Linked DNA regions of Homo sapiens: region 2 is linked to region 1. A link is an interaction called in ENCODE POLR2A ChIA-PET data of the cell type or tissue named here. Cell type or tissue: PC-3. All regions are shown on one strand. Each heading gives the region's core, and the rest is flanking DNA. Links, peaks and the distances in the headings are about the cores only.

Region 1 (10,066 bases), core at 2,622-5,121:
ATTTTTAAAATCAGGTTATAAATTTATATAATAAAATTCACAGTTTTGACAAATGTAGACACTCATGTAACCAGCAACCCAATTGAGATATAAAATACTTATTGCTGCGAGCCTAGAAGGTTTCCTTCTGCTACTTTCCAATCAATCCTTTCCTTACCAGAAGCAACTACTATTCTGAATTATATCTCCATAGATTCATTTTTGCATGTTCTTGAACTTGATATAAATAAAATCATATTATATTTATACATTTTATTTGGCTTTTTTCACTCAAAATGCTTCTGTAATTGATATTGTATTAATAATTCATCCCTTTTTCCTGCTGAGTAGTACTCTATTGTATGAATCTATCACAGTGTATCTTTCCAGTTTCCTACTGATAGATATTTGTGTCGTTTTTGAAGTTCAAATTAGATTTTACTGCTCTTTTCTAATATTTTTTCCTTCAATGGGAAGAGAGGCAAGATATGCCAAAATGTGTACTAAACTTTGGAGTATTTTTGAATCTTGCCATTTGCTTAAGAAAGCTTTATATGTTTTTTTGTTTTCCTCTTTTGACAATTTCAGGGACGTTTATAATTTAAAAGTGATTGAGAATCTCCAGTAATTTCCCTTACTCTGTGATCTTATCTGAACAATTAGGGTCAAGTGAATTAAATACATCTTAAAGAAGCACTAAGAACTTCAGAACGTGCAATTTTTAAATGTAGAAAAAATGTTAACTAAGAATAATTGAAACAAAATTGCAGAATTAACTACATACAAGTATTATTTGGCCTGTTTCGTGGTAAAATTTGGACACAATAAAACTCACCAATTTAAATGCACAGTTTGGTGAATTTGGGTAGTAGTATACAGGCCATGTAACCACCAGCAAAATAAGATGTAAAATAGAATACCTCACACAAAAAACATTGCTTGTGCCCCTTTGCAGTCGAGCCAGTTCCCCAAACTCCAGCCCCAGGCATCTACTGATGGGCCTTCTGTCACTACAGTTCAGTTTTTTCTAGAATTTTATATAAATGGAATCATGCAGGATGCAGTACTATTATGCTTGCTATCTATCAGTTAGCATGTTTTTTGTAACTTTATTGTGGCATATTTTATATATCATAAAATTCACCCATTTTAAGTGTATTCAATGATTTTAATAAATATACTGAGTTGTGCAACCACTACCATAAATAAGTTGTTGAATACTTTCATCACCCCAGTAAGATCCTCTAGGCTCATTTACTATGCATCCCATTCATCCCACTCTCTGCCCCAAGCACCCACGAATCTTTCTATTTCTACATATTTCTGTTTTGTGGAGATATTATGTAAATCAAATCATACAATATGCGGTATCTCATATTTGGCTCCTTTTCCTTAACATAATGCTTCTAAGATTCATCCATGCTGTTAAGTATATTAATATTTTGCTCCTTGTTATCACTCACTTTTCATGCATTGTATCAAAGTGGATGGTGTTATTTAACTTGCTTATCCATTTATGTTTTGATAGACATTTGGGTTATTTCTAGTTTGAGGCTATTTCTCAATAATGTTCCTATGAACACTTTCATACAAGCCTGTGTATGAAACATGTTTTTATTTTGGGGGATTGAATACCTTGGAGTGAGACTGCTGGGCCACATGGTAAGTGCTTGTATAACTTCATAATATACTGTCCTGATGGTTTCAAAAGTAGTTGTGCAATTTTGCATTCTTCCAGCAATATGTAAAAGTTCCAATAGCCTAACATTGTTATCAACACTTAGTATTGTCAGGTTTTAACCTTTAGCCATTCCAGTGGGTGTGCAGTGGGTTCTAGCTATAGATAGAGATCTATATCAATGTAATTTCAAGCAACATCCTAGACAACTTTTTAAAAGAAATTGACGAGCTGATTATAAAATTTATATTGAAAGACAAAGGCACTGGAAAAGCCAAAACAATCTTGAAAAAGAAGGATAAAGTTGAAAGACTTACATGAAAGTCATGATTTCATGACTTACTATACAACTATTATATACAGGACAGTGTGGTGTTGGCTTAAGGATAGATCAGTGAAGCAAAATAGAGAGCCAGAAAATAGATCCATATATATGGTTGTTGATTTTCCACATTAATTTTAATATTCATTCATTCAACAAATACTTATTGGGCACCTACTATATGCCAAGCACTGTGATAGGCACTGGGGATTTGGCCATTAACAAAGCACTCAAAAGTTTCTATCCTCATGTAACTTTTATTCCAGTTGGGGGATAAAAGTAAATAAATAAAAAATATGAGAGCCGGGCACAGTGTGGTTCACCCTTGTAGTCCCAGGTATTTGGGAGGCTGAGGTGGGAGGATCACTTGAGTCTGGGAGCTCAAGCTGCAGTGCCCCATTATTGCACCATTGCACTACAGCCTGGGTGGCAGAGCAAGATCCTGACTCTAAAAAATAATAATAAATAAGAAAAAATATTAGATAATTATAAATCTTTTGGAGCAAATAAAGAAGAAAATGTGGATAGGGAGTGATAGGCATCTGTTTTAAATTTTGTGCTCAAGCCTTCTCAATAACCACAGGGAAAATCCTTCTAGGGAGAGGAAGCAGAGCTGCAGAAGCCCTCAGGTAGGCCTTGAAGGGGTGAGTGCAGTGATGGTGAGCCAGAGGCAGAGGCCTCAGCTCAGGGACATAGCCTGGGCCAGATCACACAGGATCTTACTGGGATTGTAAGGAATTTGGCTTTGACTCTGCCTGAGATAGGAAGCCACTGAAGGGTTTTGAGTGGAGAGGTGACATTATATGATTAAATCTTTCAAATAATTACTGTGGCTGATTGATGAGAATGGTGGTCCAAGATAGAAGAAGGGAAGGCCAGGGTGGACATGGGATGTGTGGCCTAATCAAAGATTAATCTGGCAGTCATGAGAGACCCCGCAGAGAGATGATAGAGTGAATATTAGAAAAAAGAAAAAAAAGATGATAACAAAAGGAACAGATAAGCAGCATCTAAAGAGAGATGAGATAAACTGTGATCACAGTATCTAAAAAACTAGAAGAGGATAAGAGAGGATTGATCATCAGAACACAGATGTGAGATGCATAGTATCAATTGCTTCAGAGAGGACAAGAGGTCTCAGGCTGAGAAAAGATCTGTGAAGTTTATGCATAAGGAGTTATTTGGTGAATTTTCATAGCACATAGCACTGGGACTGTAGTGACTTCAGAACACATGGAGGCACAGCACAGACCACCTGTTTAAGAAATTTTCCAGTGGAAAGAAGGACAATAGTATAAGTTAGAGGACAATGGGAGGAAATGAAGGTTGGTTTCAGGATAAGCTTGACCACAAATATCTATGGGCTGCAAAGAAAGACCTGATGGGCTGGGAGTAACTGAGGACGGCAAAGAGAAGGCAAAAGTTTGAGAAAATGGTGGGATCAGGAGGAGTGTAGAGGAGTTGCTAGAGATCAATTCCTAGAGTCTCCAATTCTGGAAGTTGCCTTGAAGGTGCTGTTTCTTTTTATATATTTGCAACGTTTGTTTTGCCCTCCTGAAATACTGCATTCACAAAAGCACCAATTCTGTCCAAACTTCCCCCAGGTCACATTAAGTCACTTCAATTAGGTTTCCCCATCTTCCTTACTCTTAACTTCAAGCTCTTGTTCTCTTTGGGAATCTAAATATGACCCCCCAATTTCAGGAAGATATGAGTCAGCCTTGTAGAAAGCATCTATTAGATGTTGCCTGGCTGAGATTCTCTCTGTGCCTCTGTGCCAGGCACTGTAACTTGGTGCAGTGAGCAGTCTGAGCCTGGCTTTGTTGGAATGACTTGGCGGTGATCCACTGGAGGTGCTGTTTTGCTCCCTGACACACAACATCTGGGCCTTGCCATACAGAACAGCCTGGTTTCTAAGTAGGAGGTAGGCAGGATCAACTCAGCAAGACTTGGGAATTTCACCCCCTACATACACATCCTTCTTTAATTTTTCCTTAAAAGGCTCACACCCAGTTTCATTTTCACACACAAAGAGGTCCTTTGTATTTCATTATGACCAAGTCACAAAAGTAAATGTTTTCCTTTAAAAAGAAAGTGGGTGTGGATGATGGTTGCTTGTGTGGAATGTGAATAAAGACTATCCCCTCAGCAAGCTGAACTCCAAAGAAAAATAGAATTATATTGAGCTTCCAGTCTGGCAACAATGCTTTTATTTTAATTATTTGTTTGCTATTTTCTTTTTTTCTACTCTTTAAGGAATTTTGAAAAAGAATTAAATTTAACCATATTGAGTTAAAAGAACTCTTAAGTCTCTGAACTGAGTTACAATGCTGAATAGAAGCAAATTGTCCTCCATTCTCCTTTATTTCAAAAGTGGACACTCAACTGAAATTTTAAAATATGGTTTAATGTCAGTATAATATGTGGAGTATATTCTTATTTTCTACATGGGAACTAGAAGCAAGTGACCTAATTAGGTACAGCTCAGTGGGATTAAGCAGATTGGCTCATACAGCTAAAATATACTCTGGTTTTCTTTCCATCACTGCTCCTTTCTGGCTGACCACATGAAGCGTTAGGACTCTACCTTTGCAAATTTTGAAGTAGACAAATATGTGGTGTGAACTAACTCAGCATGTACTTTTTACATTCTTCAACATAGCCAAGGATGTTTTCACGTGCGACCATGTGAAGAGACCACCAAACAGGCTTTGTGTGAGCAATAAAGCTTTTTAATCACCTGGGTGCAGGCGGGCTGAGTCCAAAAAGTGAGTCAACAAAGGGAGATGGGGTGGGGCCATTTTATAGGATTTGGGTGGGTGGTGGAAAATTACAGTCAAACAGGGTTTTTCTCTTAGTGGCAGGGGCGGGGGTCACAAGATGCTCAATGGGGGAGGTTCTGAGCCAGGAGAAGGAATTTCACAAGGTAATGGCTCAGTTAAGGTGGGGCAGGAACAAATCACAATGGTGGATTGTCATCAGTTAAGGCAGGAACCAGCCATTTTCACTTCTTTTGTGATTCTTCACTTGCTTCAGGCCATCTGGATGTGTACGTGCAGGTCACAGGGGATATGATGGCTTAGCTTGGACTCAGAGGCCTGACATTCCTGTCTTCTTATATTAATAAGAAAAATAACATAAAATACCATTGAAGTGTTGGGGCAGTGAAAATTTTGGGGGGTGGTATGGAGAGATAATGGGCGATGTTTCTCAGGGCTGCTTCGAGTGGGATTAGGGGCAGCATGGGAACCTAGAGTGGGAGAGATTAAACTAAAGAAAGATTTTGGGGTAAGGGGTGATATTGTGGGGTTATTAGAAGGATCATTTGTTGTACAGAATGATTGGTGATGGCCTGGATGTGGTTTTTTATGAATTGAGAAACTAAACGGAAGACACAAGGTCCAAATAAGAGAAGGAGAAAAACAGGTATTGAAGGACTAAGAATTGGGAGGATCTAGGACATCCAATTAGAGAGTGCCCAAGGGGGTTCAGCATAATTATTTGCTTGGTTGGTGAGTTTTTGGGCTCTATCCTTGAGTTCTTTTATGTTGTCATATAGCAGAAAAACAACACTCTTCATTTAAAAATATACAGTGTTTTTTTGTTTTTTTGTTTTGTTTTGTTTTGTTTTGTTTTGTTTGCAGTGAGTAAGTTGAGGCCTCGGCGATTTTGGAGAAAAGAGAAATGCAAAGCCAAATTGTTTATTAAAGAAGTATTAGAAATGGCTAGGAGAGAGTGAGAGAGATTGATAGTGTGGTGGAGATAGCTGGGGAGAGGTAGAGGATGGCATAAGAACAGGAACAAGAATAAGAGTGAGTATAAAAGTTAAGAATAGGACTTCACCAGCGTGAAAGTATTGGAGTGTACCCTGTCAGCAAAGATTATCTGTCCACTTTAAGAGAGACTTAAGGGTGGCGGTTTTAGGTAAAACCAGGAGATATCAGTTATGATGGTTTGAAGGAAAGTGTAAACCAGCAGTGTAAACAAGGGCAGGGTATTTATGAGTAGTTTTGAATGGTGAATAGGAGTATGACTGGACAGAAGATAGTAGGGATGACAAGTTTTTGGGGTGCAGTTCAAGTTGGGCTGGTGTCTGGAATGAGAGTGGGGCCTAATAAAAAGGAGTGTCCATACATGAGCTCAAATGGGCTGTACCCTGTAGCAATCCGAGGACAGGCCCGAATTCTGAGAAGGGCAAGTGGTAAAAGTACTGTCCAGTCCTTTTTAAGTTGGAGGCTGAGCTTGGTGAGGTGTACCTTTAAAAGACCATTAGTCTGTTTTACTTTTCCTGAAGATTGAGGACGGTAAGGGGTATGAAGGTTCCACTGAATACCAAGAGCCTGAGAAATTGCTTGTGTGATTTGACTAGTAAAGGCCAGTCTATTATTGGACTGTATAGAGGTGGGAAGGCCAAACCAAGGAATTATGTCTGACAGAACGGAAGAAATGATCGTGGTGGCCTTCTCAGACCCTGTGGGAAAGGCCTCTAACCATCCAGTGAAAGTGTCTACCCAGACCAAGAGATATTTTAGTTTCCGGACTTGGGGCATGTGAGTAAAGTCAATTTGTCAGTCCTTGGCAGAGGCAAATCCCTGAGCTTGATGTGTAGGGAAGCGAGAGGGCCTGAACAATCCCTGGAGAAGTAGTAGAATAGCAGATGGAACACCGAGAAGTGATTTCCTTAAGAATAGATTTCCATGATGGAAAGGAAATGAGAGGTGCTAAGAGACGGGCTAGCGGCTTGTAACCTACATGGAAGAGGTTACGAAATATCGACAGAACAGAATGGGCCTGTGAGGCTGGAAGGAGATATTTTCATTGGTCCAAGAACCATTTGCCTTGTGTGGGAAGAGATTGATAGGTGGAAGTTTCAGTGGGAAAGTAGGTGGGAGTGACCAATGAGAAGGAGAAAAACTGGCTGTGAGGGACAGAAGTTGGAACGCTAGCTGCTTTTTAGCTACCTTACCAGCATAAGCATTGCCCTGAGTGATGGGATCTGATGCCTTTTGATGGCCTTTACAGTGAATGACTCCAGCTTCCTTTGGAAGTGGCCTTGAGAAGAGTTTTCATTAAAGAGGCTTTAATGATGGAGGACACTTGTGTAATGAGGAAACCTCTTTTTGCCCATATTAACAGCATACTGGTGCAGGATATAGAAGGCATATTTAGAGTCAGTATAAATATTGACATGTAGTCTCTTTGCAAGAGTGAAGGCCCGAGTTAAGGCAATGAGTTCAGCTTGCTGAGAGGTAGTGGAGGAGGGGGCAGAGCAGTAGCCTCAGTGATACATGTGGAAGGTACTATAGCATAGCCTGTCTTTGCTGGTGAGTGGCAATTAGGCCTGGTGGAACTGCCATCAATAAACCAAGTGTGATTAGGGTGAGGAACAGGAAAGAAGGAAATATGGGGAAATGGAGTGAATGTCAGGTGGATCAGAGACATATAGTCATGGGGGTCAGGTATGGTATCCGGAATAATGTGGGAGACCAGATTGAAGTCCGGGCCAGGAACAATGGTAATTGTGGTAGACTCAACAAAGAGTGAGTATAGCTGAAGGAGCCGGGGAGCAGAAAGTATATGCGTCAGGTGTGAGGAAGAAAATAGATTTTGGAAGTTATGAGAACTGTACAGAGTGAGTTGAGCATAGTTTGTGATTTTGAGGGCCTCTAAAAGTATTAAAGCACCGGCAGCTGCCACACACAGACATGAGGGCTAGGCTAAAAGTGTAAGGTCAAGTTGTTTGGACAGAAAGGCCACAGGGCTGGTAAGAATTCCGACCAGACAGCCCTGCACTTTGGCTGTGTGTAATGAAAAAGGTTGGGATGAGTTAGGGAGAGCTAGTGTGGGAGCAGCTTTTAGGACTGTTTTTTAAGGAATGGAAAGGGGAATGGCGAAAGGATTTACGGGGTCAGCTAGGTTTATCTAGAACAGAATAATGGGCTGTGGAGGGAGGTATTGAGGATAGGACAGTATATGGGTTTGGCACCATGGGGTGGATAGGCAAAACAATTTGGTTGATAAGGCGCAGATCCTGAACTAACCTGTAAGGCTTGTCTGGTTTTAGGACAGGTGAAATGGGGGAATTGTAAGGAGGGTTTATAGGCTTTAAAAGGCCATGCTGTAACAGGCGAGTGATAACAGGCTTTAATTCTTTTAAAGCGTGCTATAGGGTGGGATATTGGCGATGTCGAGCGTGGTAAGGGTGATTAGGTTTTAATGGGATGGTAAGGGGTGCACGATTGGTTGCCAAGGAGGGAGTAGAGGTGTCCTATACTTGTGGATTAAGGTGGGGAGATACAAGGGGAGGATGTGAAGGAGGCTTTGAACTGGGGAAAAGGGCAGCAATGAGGTGTGGCTGTAGCCTAGGAATAGTCAGGGAAGCAGATAATTTAGTTAAAATGTCTCAGCCTAATAAGGGAACTGGGCAGGTGGGGATAACTAAAAAGGAGTGCATAAAAGAATACTGTCCAAGTTGGCACCAGAGTTGGGGAGTTTTAAGAGGTTTAGAAGCCTGGCCATCAATACACACAACAGTTATGGAGGCAAGGGAAACAGCCCCTGGAAAAGAAGGTAATTTGGAGTGGGTAGGTTCCATATTGATTAAGAAGGGGATGGACTTATCCTCCACTGTTAAGAGTTACCCAAAGCGTCTGTGATGGTCCAGGAGGATTCCGAAGCAATCAGGCAGAGTCAGTCTTCAGCCGCTAAGCCGAGAAGATCTGGGAAGGAGTCAGAGCCTTGGGCCAGTTGGACAGTCCAATTTCCAGTGGGATCCCACACAGATGGGACATGGCTTAGGAGGAATCCTGGGCTGCAGGCATCCCTTGGCCCAGTGGCCAGATTTCTGGCACTTGAAGCAAGATCCTGGGGGAGGAAGTCCTGAAGGAACACCTGACCGCTGTGGTTTAGGCATTTTGAAGTTCTTTTGTGCTGGAGATGTGGCTGGGGTTTCTCTCACAGCAGAGACAAGTAATTGCAACTCTTCTCTATTATTGCACATCTTGAAGTCGAGGTTAATTAAGTCCTGTTGTGGGGTTTGAGGGCCAGAATTTAATTTTTGGACCTTTATTTAATGTTGAGAGCAGATTGGGTAATAAAATGCATATTGAGAATAAGACGGCCTTCTGACCCTTCAGGGTCTAGGGCTGTAAAGTGTCTAAGGGTTGTTGCCAAACGGGCCATGAACTGGGCTGGATTTTCATATTTGATGAAAAAGAGCCTAAACGCTAACTGATTTGGGAGAGTTCGGATAAAGAAAAAGGAGTATTAACCTTGACTATGCCTTTAGCTCCAGCCACTTCTTTAAGAGGAAATTGTTGGGCAGGTGTCCTCACTCAAGTTCAAGTACATTAGAAACATTCTTATCCTGAGGCACAGGTTTTTAAAAATAGTTGCATAAAATTGTTGATATCGAAAAGTGTCTGTTTATATCCTTTGCCCACTTTTTGATGGTGTTGTTTGTTTTTTTTCTGGTAAATTTGCTTAAGTACCTTGTAAATTCTGGATAATAGACCTTTGTCAGATGGGTAGATTGCAAAAATTTTCTCCCATTCTGTAGGTTGCCTTTTCATTCTGATGATAGTTTCTTTTGCTGTGCAGAAGCTCTTTAATTAGATCCAATTTGTCAATTTTAGCTTTTGTTGCAATTGCTTTTGGCAATTTCTTCATAAAATCTTTGCCCATGCCTGTATCCTGAATGGTATTGCCTAGGTTTTTTTCTACGGTTTTTATGATTTGGGGTTTTATATTTAAGTCTTTAAGTCCATCTTGAGTTAATTTTTGTATGAGGTGTAAAGAAGGCATCCAGTTTAAGTTTTCTGCCTATGTCCAATTTTCCCAGCACCATTTATTAAAAATAGGGAGTCCTTTCCATATTGCTTGTTTTTGTCAGGTTTGTCAAAGATCAGATGGTTGCAGATGTGTGGCATTATTTCTGAGGCCTCTGTTCTGTTCCATTGGTCTATATATCTGTTTTGGTACCAGTACCATGCTGTTTTGGTTACTGTAGCCTTATAGTATAGTTTGAAGTCAGGTAGCATGATGCCTCCAGCTTTGTTCTTTTTGCTTAGAATTGTCTTGGCTATACA
Region 2 (10,066 bases), core at 4,456-6,955, 54 kb before region 1:
CATAAATTATATTAGGAGTTAACTAGGCACAGGTGGAGAAGGGTTTAGGGCAATAAGAACATTCCAGATGAGAGAAGAGCGTGTGAAAGGCTCAGTGGAGGGGTAGAGTGCAGTGCTCTGGAGAAACTGAAGTAAGGCCAGGGTTTCTGGAGTGCAGAAAACCAAAGGAATGTGGTGCAAGATGAGGCTACAAGAGGTAGGCAGCAGACGATTGCATGAAGCTTTGCAGATGTCATTAAGGGAAGACTTTAAAGTGTTTCAAATTCACGTACAGGAAGGCTGCATGTCAGAGGAAACCTCATATAGAGATGTAAGTCTGAGACCAATCTGAGTATTAGTAGACACTGAAATCAAGGTCTTACCTACACAAAGTACACAGACTGAGAAGACAAGAGGGTTTGAGACCATGCTTGCTAACCTTCAATTATCTTTTATTTCAATGGGAAACTGAGGCTCAGACACTTTCAGTAACTTGATCAACTCTATTATTACACCTCTTATCACAACCTCCTGGAGTCTCCTCTATGAAAGGAAGGCTTGCTTTAAAAATGCTTCTGCTGGTTGTAGATGTGTGGTATTATTTCTGAGGGCTCTGTTCTGTTCCATTGGTCTATATTTCTGTTTTGGTAGCAGTACAATGCTGTTTTGGTTACTGTAGCCTTGTAGTATAGTTTGAAGTCAGGTAGTGTGATGCCTCCAGCTTTGTTCTTTTAGCTTAGGATTGTCTTGGCAATGTGGGCTCTTTTTTGGTTCCATATGAACTTTAAAGTAGTTTTTTCCAATTCTGTGAAGAAAGTCATTGGTAGCTTGATGGGGATGGCATTGAATCTATAAATTACCTTGGGCAGTGTGGCCATTTTCACAATATTGATTCTTCCTATCCATGAGCATGGACAAGAAATGGGGAAAGGATTCCCTATTTAATAAATGGTGCTGGGAAAACTGGCTAGTCATATGTAGAAAGCTGAAACTGGATCCCTTCCTTACACCTTATACAAAAATTAATTCAAGATGGATTAAAGACTTAAATGTTAGACCTAAAACCTTAAAAACCCTAGAAGAAAATCTAGGCAATACCATTCAGGACATAGGCATGGGCAAGGACTTCATGTCTAAAACACCAAAAGCAATGGCAACAAAAGCCAAAATTGACAAATGGGATCTAATTAACTAAAGAGCTTCTGCACAGCAAAAGAAACTGCCATCAGAGTGAACAGGCAACCTACAGAATGGGAGAAAATTTTTGCAATCTACTCATCTGACAAAGGCCTAATATCCAGAATCTACAATGAACTCAAACAAATTTACAAGAAAAAAAAACAAACAATCCCATCAAAAAGTGGGCGAAGGATATGAACAGACACATCTCAAAAGAAGATATTTATGCAGCCAACAGGCACATGAAAAAATGTTCATCATCACTGGCCATCAGAGAAATGCAAATCAAAACCACAGTGAGATACCATATCACACCAGTTAGAATAGCAATCATTAAAAAGTCAGGAAACAACAGGTGCTGGAAAGGATGTGGAGAAATAGGAACACTTTTACACTGTTGGTGGGACTGTAAACTAGTTCAACCATTGTGGAAGACAGTGTGGCAATTCCTCAAGGATCTAGAACTAGAAATACCATTTGACCCAGCCATCCCATTACTGGGTATATACCCAAAGGATTATAAATCATGCTGCTATAAAGGCACATACACGCATATGTTTATTGTGGCACTATTCACAATAGCGAAGACTTGGAATCAACCCATATGTCCATCAATGATAGACTAGATTAAGAAAATGAGGCATATATACACCATGGAATACTATGCAGCCATAAAAAAGGATAAGTTCATGTCCTTTGTAGGGACATGGATGAAGCTGGAAACCATAATTCTCAGCAAACTGTCACAAGAACAAAAAACGAAACACCGCATGTTCTCACTCATAGGTGGGAATTGAACAATGAGAACACTTGGACACAGGAAGGGGAACATCACACACCAGGGCCTGCCATGGGGTTGGGGGTGGAGGGAGGGGGGAGGGAAAGCATTAGGAGATATACCTAATGTAAATGATGAGTTAATGGGTGCAGCACACCAACATGACACATGTATACATATGTAACAAACCTGCACATTGTGCACAGGTACCCTAGAACTTAAAGTATAATAAAAAAATTAAAAAATAAAAAAAAATGCTTCTGCTATGTTGACTTTAGGCCCTAAAGTTTTCCACAGGAGAAAATTTTGGCTCTTTTAATAAGCAGTTTCTTCCAGTTCAAATAAAATGTTATAAAATCTCAGTAAAGGTTCTTCCTCAGAAAGAAAGAAAGAAATCATGACAATCTGGGTATGCATATTCCTAAGAAAATGAGTAGCCTCTTCTGTTGCTGATCTTGAATAATTAAGGTCAAATGTTGAAAGAGCTAAAGAAAGCAGCTTGAGACAGATTATTACAGGAGTAAGTGGCTCACACACTTAAGAACTGCACTCAGTCACATTCAAGATAAGGGTTTATCAACTAAGGAACTGCCCTTTCAACACCTGAAAGCACTTTGTATCAGAAAATTGTGGATTATATCCTGAGTGAAAAGTCAGGATAATTAAATATTGATTAATAGTAGTTGAGTTTAATGAGAAACACATCAGAAGTTGAGATATCAAAATTCACTTTCTGTTTTGCATGAGCTTGCCTCACAGCAAACTTTATGAATTTAGGTACAATCATTATAATCAATATTGTATTTTTTTATGAAAACTTCACATTACATAAATCTTATGCTATGTCTCATCTCTTAAAGCTCTTCATACCTGGAAGTCACTTTGTTTTCACAGTTTTTGCTAGGTACTGCCATTCTCTGGGAAGCATTTGTTTAGCCAGTCTTCCAGAAAAACATCTGTATACACCACACTGTATTCCAGCCCCCGTAGCTTCATTTCTGCTTTACTACATGGCAAAATGAGTCGACTGCAACCTCTGCTATAATACCCATTTCCCTGCTCATTCCTGATCATGCTGCACTCAGGCTTTTGCCCTCATTGTTCTATTTAAATGGCATTTTTTAAAAGAACACCAATGACCCAATGACCTCTTTGTTGCTAAAGCCAGTAGTCACTTCTCAGTGCTCATCTCATTTGACCGATGAGTGGCATTTGTCACAGAAAATGGATATCACACACTCATGTGTTTCCTTCTCCTTCTGTCACTGTTCTTTTCCCTATCATTTCTTACTCATTGATCTGAACTCTAAAAAGTTTAAATGCCTTGGTCTTTGTCCTTGGACTTTTTTTCTCCTTATCTTCTACTCACTCTCTTGGTGATCTTATTTAGTCTCGTGGCTTTAAATTCCACCTAAGTGGACAATTCCCAAATGTATATTCCCAGACCAGAAGTTGTTCCAGAATTTTTGACTCATGTAACCAACCACCTAACTGACATAAAGTGATGAGGGTATTTTAAAAGTGAAACAGAGCGTTAAAAAATAAAGGGGAAGATACTGCTCAGAAAGATGAAATAAATGTCAAAGTGATAGAAAGTATGAGAAAAGGAATAAAAAATTTTAGAATCTATTCAAGAAATTCCATAGTTTACTATTAGAAAATTTAGAAAGGGAGACTAAAGGAAAGGTAATAACAAAAAGGGAATGAATACAAATATTAATTTTCCATAATAAAACACCCTAGATCACTGTATAAAAAGGCCCACTGATGCATAGCAGAATAATTTTTTAAATCTATACTCATGCAAATCATTCTGAAATATCAAATATCTTGAGATGAAGAGGAGATGCTAAGTTCCCAGACAGAAAAACAGGGTAATATAAAAGAGCAGTCATTAAAATGGCATATGGAATTGCACTTTTCAAAACAGCAACACTGTAAGCTAGAAAATAATTCATTCAACAATGATTTACTGAGTGCTTGCTCTGAACCAGGTACTATTTAAGGTGCTGACAAGAAAGATGCCTTTGAAATTATGAGAGAAAATTATTTCTAACCTAAACCAAGATACTCAGGAAGACTAAAGTATATAAAAAAATAACTGTACCTCATATGAACTCTTGCTGAGCTACTGGAGCATGTGGACTGCTAAAATAAAGTTTGTAAACCAAGAAAGAAGATTCAGCCTTCAGGGGATATGGATTAAAGAACAGACTTCCAGGGTGATTGGAAGGGATGTCCCAGGACAAGAATGGTTGGGCTCCAGGAGAGATGTCATGGTGGTGGCGGGGAATGAAACTCACTGATAACCTACTGTGTTTCACTATTTTGAGAAAAGTTTCAGAATTCTATTAACTCTGAAAATTCAAATTAAAAGTGTTGGAAGTAGCAGCCTGAGAAGTGAGACTTGAGATGGGGTACTTTTATTGTTATAAGTTGTATATTAACATTTAACTCTTTCAAATATGGTCATTTATTACTCAATAAAATAGTTAAGTACATGTCTTTAAAAGAACAGAATTAGAATAAAAATATGTCAGTTAAGGCAAAAACACGATAGTATTTCTTCTTTTGTTTAATTAAAGCTAACTTAATTCCAACAAGATTGCCACAATCCCCTTTAAGGTAGTTTGAATAGATGAACATCAGTTTCCATACACAGTTAGGAAAGCAGATTGTGTAAGGTAAGGACTGAAACAAAGTTTATTGCCTCCATAAACAATTGCATCAGGCTATGCAGCCTATATTTTCTTAAGAATGAAGATAACATATTCTTTATCAAAGCAAACCAAAACAGACTATAAATTATATATGTTTCTTGGTTCACAGAGAACTACAATTCATCTGGAACCAAGCAGGAATGGAGCTCTATAAAGACTCACTAAGTCACTGTAAATTATAGACAGAGGAATTTTTCCACCGTGGTGCAGCCTTCTTTCTGGTCAGTTCCTTTCCTAGATTTTGAAATGCAAGGCATCCAACTGACTATCGTATACCCAAAACACTTTTTTATGTATTCCCAATAAATAAAAGTCAGTGGAAATAATTAGAACCACGGTGAAAACAGGGAAATTGTTCAATTTAGTTAAAGTTAGAATGGTATTGTCGGGGTACAAATTTCCCAGGTACATGTAGTGGGAGTCCAATGTCTGTAGCATTGACATGTTGATAAGAACATAAAACACTGACATTCAGAATATGAATACCTTTTCACCCAAAGAAACCTGAATTCAAAGATGGTTAACCACAGAAGTGAAAATATCTTGGGTGGTCTAACTCTAGATATTTGTTCTTAGCGTATTTGGTCAAAGCACAAAACCACTAAAGAGTCTGGTATGATGTATGGTCTCTTCCTAGAAGATGCTTGGGGTTAAACAGGTTGTTGTTAGTCAGACATGGGTGAAGTAATTGTGGCAAGAAGCTTGTGGAGAGGTTTATCAGGGGCCAGGTCATAACCAGCCCTTTCTCCCAGAGGAAGGATCATTAATAGGGGCCAGCTTCCTTCAAAAAGCCCTACTTTTTCCTGATCTCACCTACTAAGTAAACTAAAATTCCTGGACATTATATTACAAACCACATTAAGAAGACTCTGAAACATGGAGAGAGGAAGACAGGCCAGGACTCAAAGAATGACACAGTGGCCTCGTATATCCAAGACTAGGAGCTGAACAAGATGTTAACCTGGAAACACCAATGAGTGCAGACAATAAAAAGCCCCAAGGAAAGCTTGCTTCTCTATCCAAAGGGCCAGGAAATAGGTAGCCGAGCAAGATGGATAAAAATCCACAACAAATAAAATAAAAAATAAAGCCACAATTTCATTCCTACCAACATCAAGAAAGGCTGTTTAGAAAGTTTAGACTTCCACCCTCTTCAAGATATAACAAGGTGTCCCATCCCCATTTTCCCCTCCCCTTTCTATTCAGAGAAGGCTGAATGGAAAGTTGGAATTTTCATCACCACCAGGCTGCACCCCAACCCTGTGGTGTCAGTGGCAGCCAAGTGAGTAGTAGCAGGAATGACCCCTAAGGATGCCCCTTCTCCTCTCAGCTTAGGAGGTATTGGTGGATGCCTATGGGGAGTTGCAACGCCCATGTCTGCACAGTGGAAATGAGGAATCTCCCACCTTAGGTGTTAACTGAGACCAATAGGAACCTGGAATTCTACTCCCATCTGGCAGTGATGACGTGGGATATCCCATTTCACATCCCCTGCTGGAGCCATATCATAAACACCCAGCTAAACCAGAAGGTTTAAATAGGAGCCATATCAGAAATAGCCAGCTAAACCAGGAGGTTTAAATAAGATCCAGAGTTTCACAGCATCATACCCAAAATATCCAGGTTTCTTTCCTTTTTTTTTTTTTTTCTGACATGGAGTCTTGCTCTGTCCCCCAGGCTGGAGTGCAGTGGCGCGATCTAGGCTCACTGCAACCTCCGCCTCCCAGGTTCAAGCAATTCTCCTGCCTCAGCCTCCTGAGTAGCTAGGATTATAGGCATGTGCTACCACAACCAGCTAATTTTTGTATTTTTAGTAGAGACGGGGTTTCACCATGTTGGCCAAGATGGTTTCTATCTCTTGACCTCGTGATCTGCCCGCCTCGGCCTCCCAAAGTGCTGGGATTACAGGCGTGAGCCACTGCACCCGGCCTCCAGGTTTCTTTTTTTTTTTTTGAGATGGAGTCTCACTCCGTCACCCAGGCTGAAGTGCAGTGATGCCATCTTGGCTCACTGCAACCTCTGCCTCCTGGGTTCAAGTGACTCTCAAACCTTAACCTCCCAAGTAGCTGGGACTACAGGCACGTGCCACCGTATTTTTAGTAGACATGGGGTTTCACCACGTTGGCCATGCTGGTCTCAAACTCCCGACCTCAAGTGACCCAGTTGCCTTGGCCTCCCAGAGTGCTGGGATTATAGGTATGAGCCACCATACTCGTCCAGCTTTCAATAAAAAAATCATTCATCATACCAAGAACCAGAGAGATACCAAACTGAATAAACAATCAACAGAAGTGTGTGCACTAAACAACAGAACTGCAAGTTATACAAAACAAAATATGATAGAACTGAAAGGAGACATAAGTAAATCCATAATTAGAATTGGAGAGTTTAACACTATTCTGTCAACAGATAGAATAACTAGACAGAAAATTGGCAAGAATATGTAAGAACTCAATAACACCATTATCCAACAGGATCTAATCAACACTTAGAGACCACTCCACTCAACAGCAGAATGCTCATTCCTTTCAAGAGCCCACAGTACATATTCCAAGAAAACTATATCCTCGGCCACAAAACAAACCTCAGTACATTTAAAGGCATCGGAATCATACATATATTATTCAACCACAATATAATCAAATTAGAAATGAGTTAACAAAAAGATAACAGGAAGATCTCCAAACACTTGGAAACTAAAAAGACACTTCTAAATAATCTATGAGTGAAAGAGGGAGTATCAGAAGAATGAAATATAGATTGAATTGAATGAAAATGAAAATACAATACATCAAAAATTGTGGGACACAGCAAAAGCAGTGCTGAATGGAAATTTGTAGCACTAAGTGCATACATTTGAAAACATAAAAAAACTCAAATAAACAATAATGACATGATTAACTATATAGAAAGTCTCAAGATATCTCCCAACCATAGGTGTTAATCTAACAAAACATGTACCATACTTGTATGATGAAAACACAAAATGTTCATAAATCAAAGAATATCTACATAAATGGAAAAACATATTGTGTTCACGGATTGGAAGTTAAACATATTAAAGATGTCAATTCTTACTAAATTAATATGCAGCTTTAATTCATTTCCTATCCAAATCCCAACAATAATTTTGTATACACAGTTGCCTCTTGAACAGAAGTTTGAACAAGACAGGTCCACTTATCCACAGATTATCTTCCACTTCTGCCACCCTAACACAGCAAAACTAACTCCTCCTCTTCCTTTTTCTCCTCCTCAGTCAACTCAACATGAAGAGGATGAGGATGAAGACCTCGATGATGTTCCACCTCCACTTAATAAATAGTAAATATACTTTCTCTTCATTATGATTTTCTTAATAACATTTTATTTTCTCTAGATGATTTTATTGTAAGAATACAGTATAGGCTGAGTGTGGCTCACATCTGTAATCCCAGCACTTTGGGAGGCCAAGGTGGGTGGATCACATGAGGTCAGGAGTTCAAGACCAGCCTGGCCAACATGGTGAACCCATCTCTGCAAAAAATACAAAATTAGTCAGGCACGATGGTGGGCGCCTGTAATCCCAGCTACTCAGGAGGCTGAGGCAGGAGAATCACTTGAACCCGGAGGTGGAGGTTGCAGTGAGCCAAGATCACACCATTGCACTCCAGCCTGGGTGACAGAGTGAGATTCTGTCTCAGAAAAAAAAATACAGTATATAATTCATATAACGTACAAAATATATTGTAATAGACTGTTTATGTTATCAGGAAGGCTTCTGGTCAATAGTAGCCTACTCAGTGGTTAAGTTTTTGGGGAGTCATGAATTTTCGACTGCATGAGGGCTCAGTCCCCCAACCTCCACATTGTTCAGGGTACAACTGTATAGATAAGTTTATTCTAAAATTTATATAGAAAGGCAAAATAACTAGAAGAGTTAGTTATGAAATAAAAAGGACAGTCATAGAAATCAATCTACCTGACTTCAAGGCTCATTAAGTAGCTATAGTAATTAAGACTGGTATTTGGCAGAGGAATAAACGTAAAATCAGTGGAATATAATAGAGAACCTAGAAATAGATCCACACAAACATGCCCAACTGATTTTTGGCAATGATGCAAAATTCAGTTCCATGAAGGAAAGACATTTTTTTCAACAAATGAAGCTGGAGAAAATGGGCATCCATGGTCAATGGGGAAAAAAAAAAAGAAAAAAACCACCCACAACGTTGACCTAAGTCATATACCTTATACAAAAATTAACTAGCACTGGATCATACACTTGGATTGAAATGTAAAGTGTAAAACTATTAAGCCTCTAGGGAAAAACAAAGGAAGACATACTACATAACATACAATGCTCCTCTGCAATAAAAAGGAACAAACTATTGGTACGCACAATAACCTGGATGAATATCAGAATTAGGCAAAGTGAAAAAAGCCATTTCCAAAAGGTCACACATACTGAATGGTTTCACTTATATAACATCCTTAAAATAAAAAAATTACAGAAATAAAGAAGAAATTAGTGATTTTAAAGAGTTAAGGAGAGCTGGATGCAGGAAGAAGGGGGTGTGGCTGTAAAAAGGCAAAATGAGGGATCCTTGTGGCAATGGAGATGTTCTGTGTCTTGATTGTATCGATATCAATATTCTGGTTGCAATATTATACTGTAGTTTCACGAAATGTTAATATTGGTGGAAACTAAGTCATGGTTAAATGGGATCTGATATGGTTTGGCTGTGTCCCCACCAAAATCTGATCTTGAATTGTAGCTCCCATAATCCTCACATGTCATGAGAGGGAACTGGTGGGAGGTAATTGAATCATGGGGATGAGTTTTTCCTGTGCAGTTCTCATGATAGTGAATAAATCTCAAGAGATCTGATGGTTTTATAAAGGGCAGTTCCCCTGCACACACTCTCTTGACTGCTGCCATGTAAGACATGCCTTTGCTCTTCCTTCACCTTCTGAGGCCTCCCCCGCCACGTGGAACTATAAGTCCATTAAATCTCTTTTTCTTTATAAATTACCCAGTCTCAGGTGTGTCTTTATTAGCAGCATGAGAACAGACTAATACAGGATCCCTCTATATTATTTCTTATAACTTCATGTGAATCTATAATTATCTCAAAATTTTAAATGTAAAAAAAGAAAACTAAAAATGAACTTCCTTCCCACATACCCAAATGAAGAATTTGACAAACCAAAATAATATTCCTAAGTAACAGTGTACTCAGTTTTTTCCCCCTTTCTTTGTTCCCCATACCTCCCACAGTCCTTACCTTGCCTCATTTTTTAGGAATGATTTTTTAGGTAATGGTTAGTATATATGTTCAATGATGTATGCATTAAACAGCTTCCCTTACATCATCTTTCTCTCCAGCTATTTCTGCCACACCATCCCAGACATTGTTCATTTCATCAA

Evidence for each region. Peaks named below come from ENCODE experiments on the same cell type or tissue, not always from the same donor. Only the 100,000 strongest peaks of a DNase experiment are listed, where the experiment ranks them.
Region 2: POLR2A ChIA-PET joins it to region 1 with 12 read pairs; 2 of 35 experiments call an interaction of 5 or more read pairs at or near these places.

The regions. Positions count from the first base shown.
Region 1 is chr5:128,730,585-128,740,650 of GRCh38, reverse strand. The region is part of intron 4 of LOC105379168 (a long non-coding RNA gene); the gene reads right to left. Among named protein-coding and RNA genes, the nearest start is that of FBN2, 200 kb to the right of the region's middle. In PC-3, for the core only: no CTCF peak of the experiment used is centred there; a DNase peak (open chromatin) is centred at 4,010; H3K4me3 peaks cover 744 bases; H3K27ac peaks cover 2,117 bases.
Region 2 is chr5:128,786,750-128,796,815 of GRCh38, reverse strand. The region is part of intron 4 of LOC105379168 (a long non-coding RNA gene); the gene reads right to left. Among named protein-coding and RNA genes, the nearest start is that of SLC27A6, 170 kb to the left of the region's middle. In PC-3, for the core only: no CTCF peak of the experiment used is centred there; no DNase peak of the experiment used is centred there; H3K27me3 peaks cover 493 bases.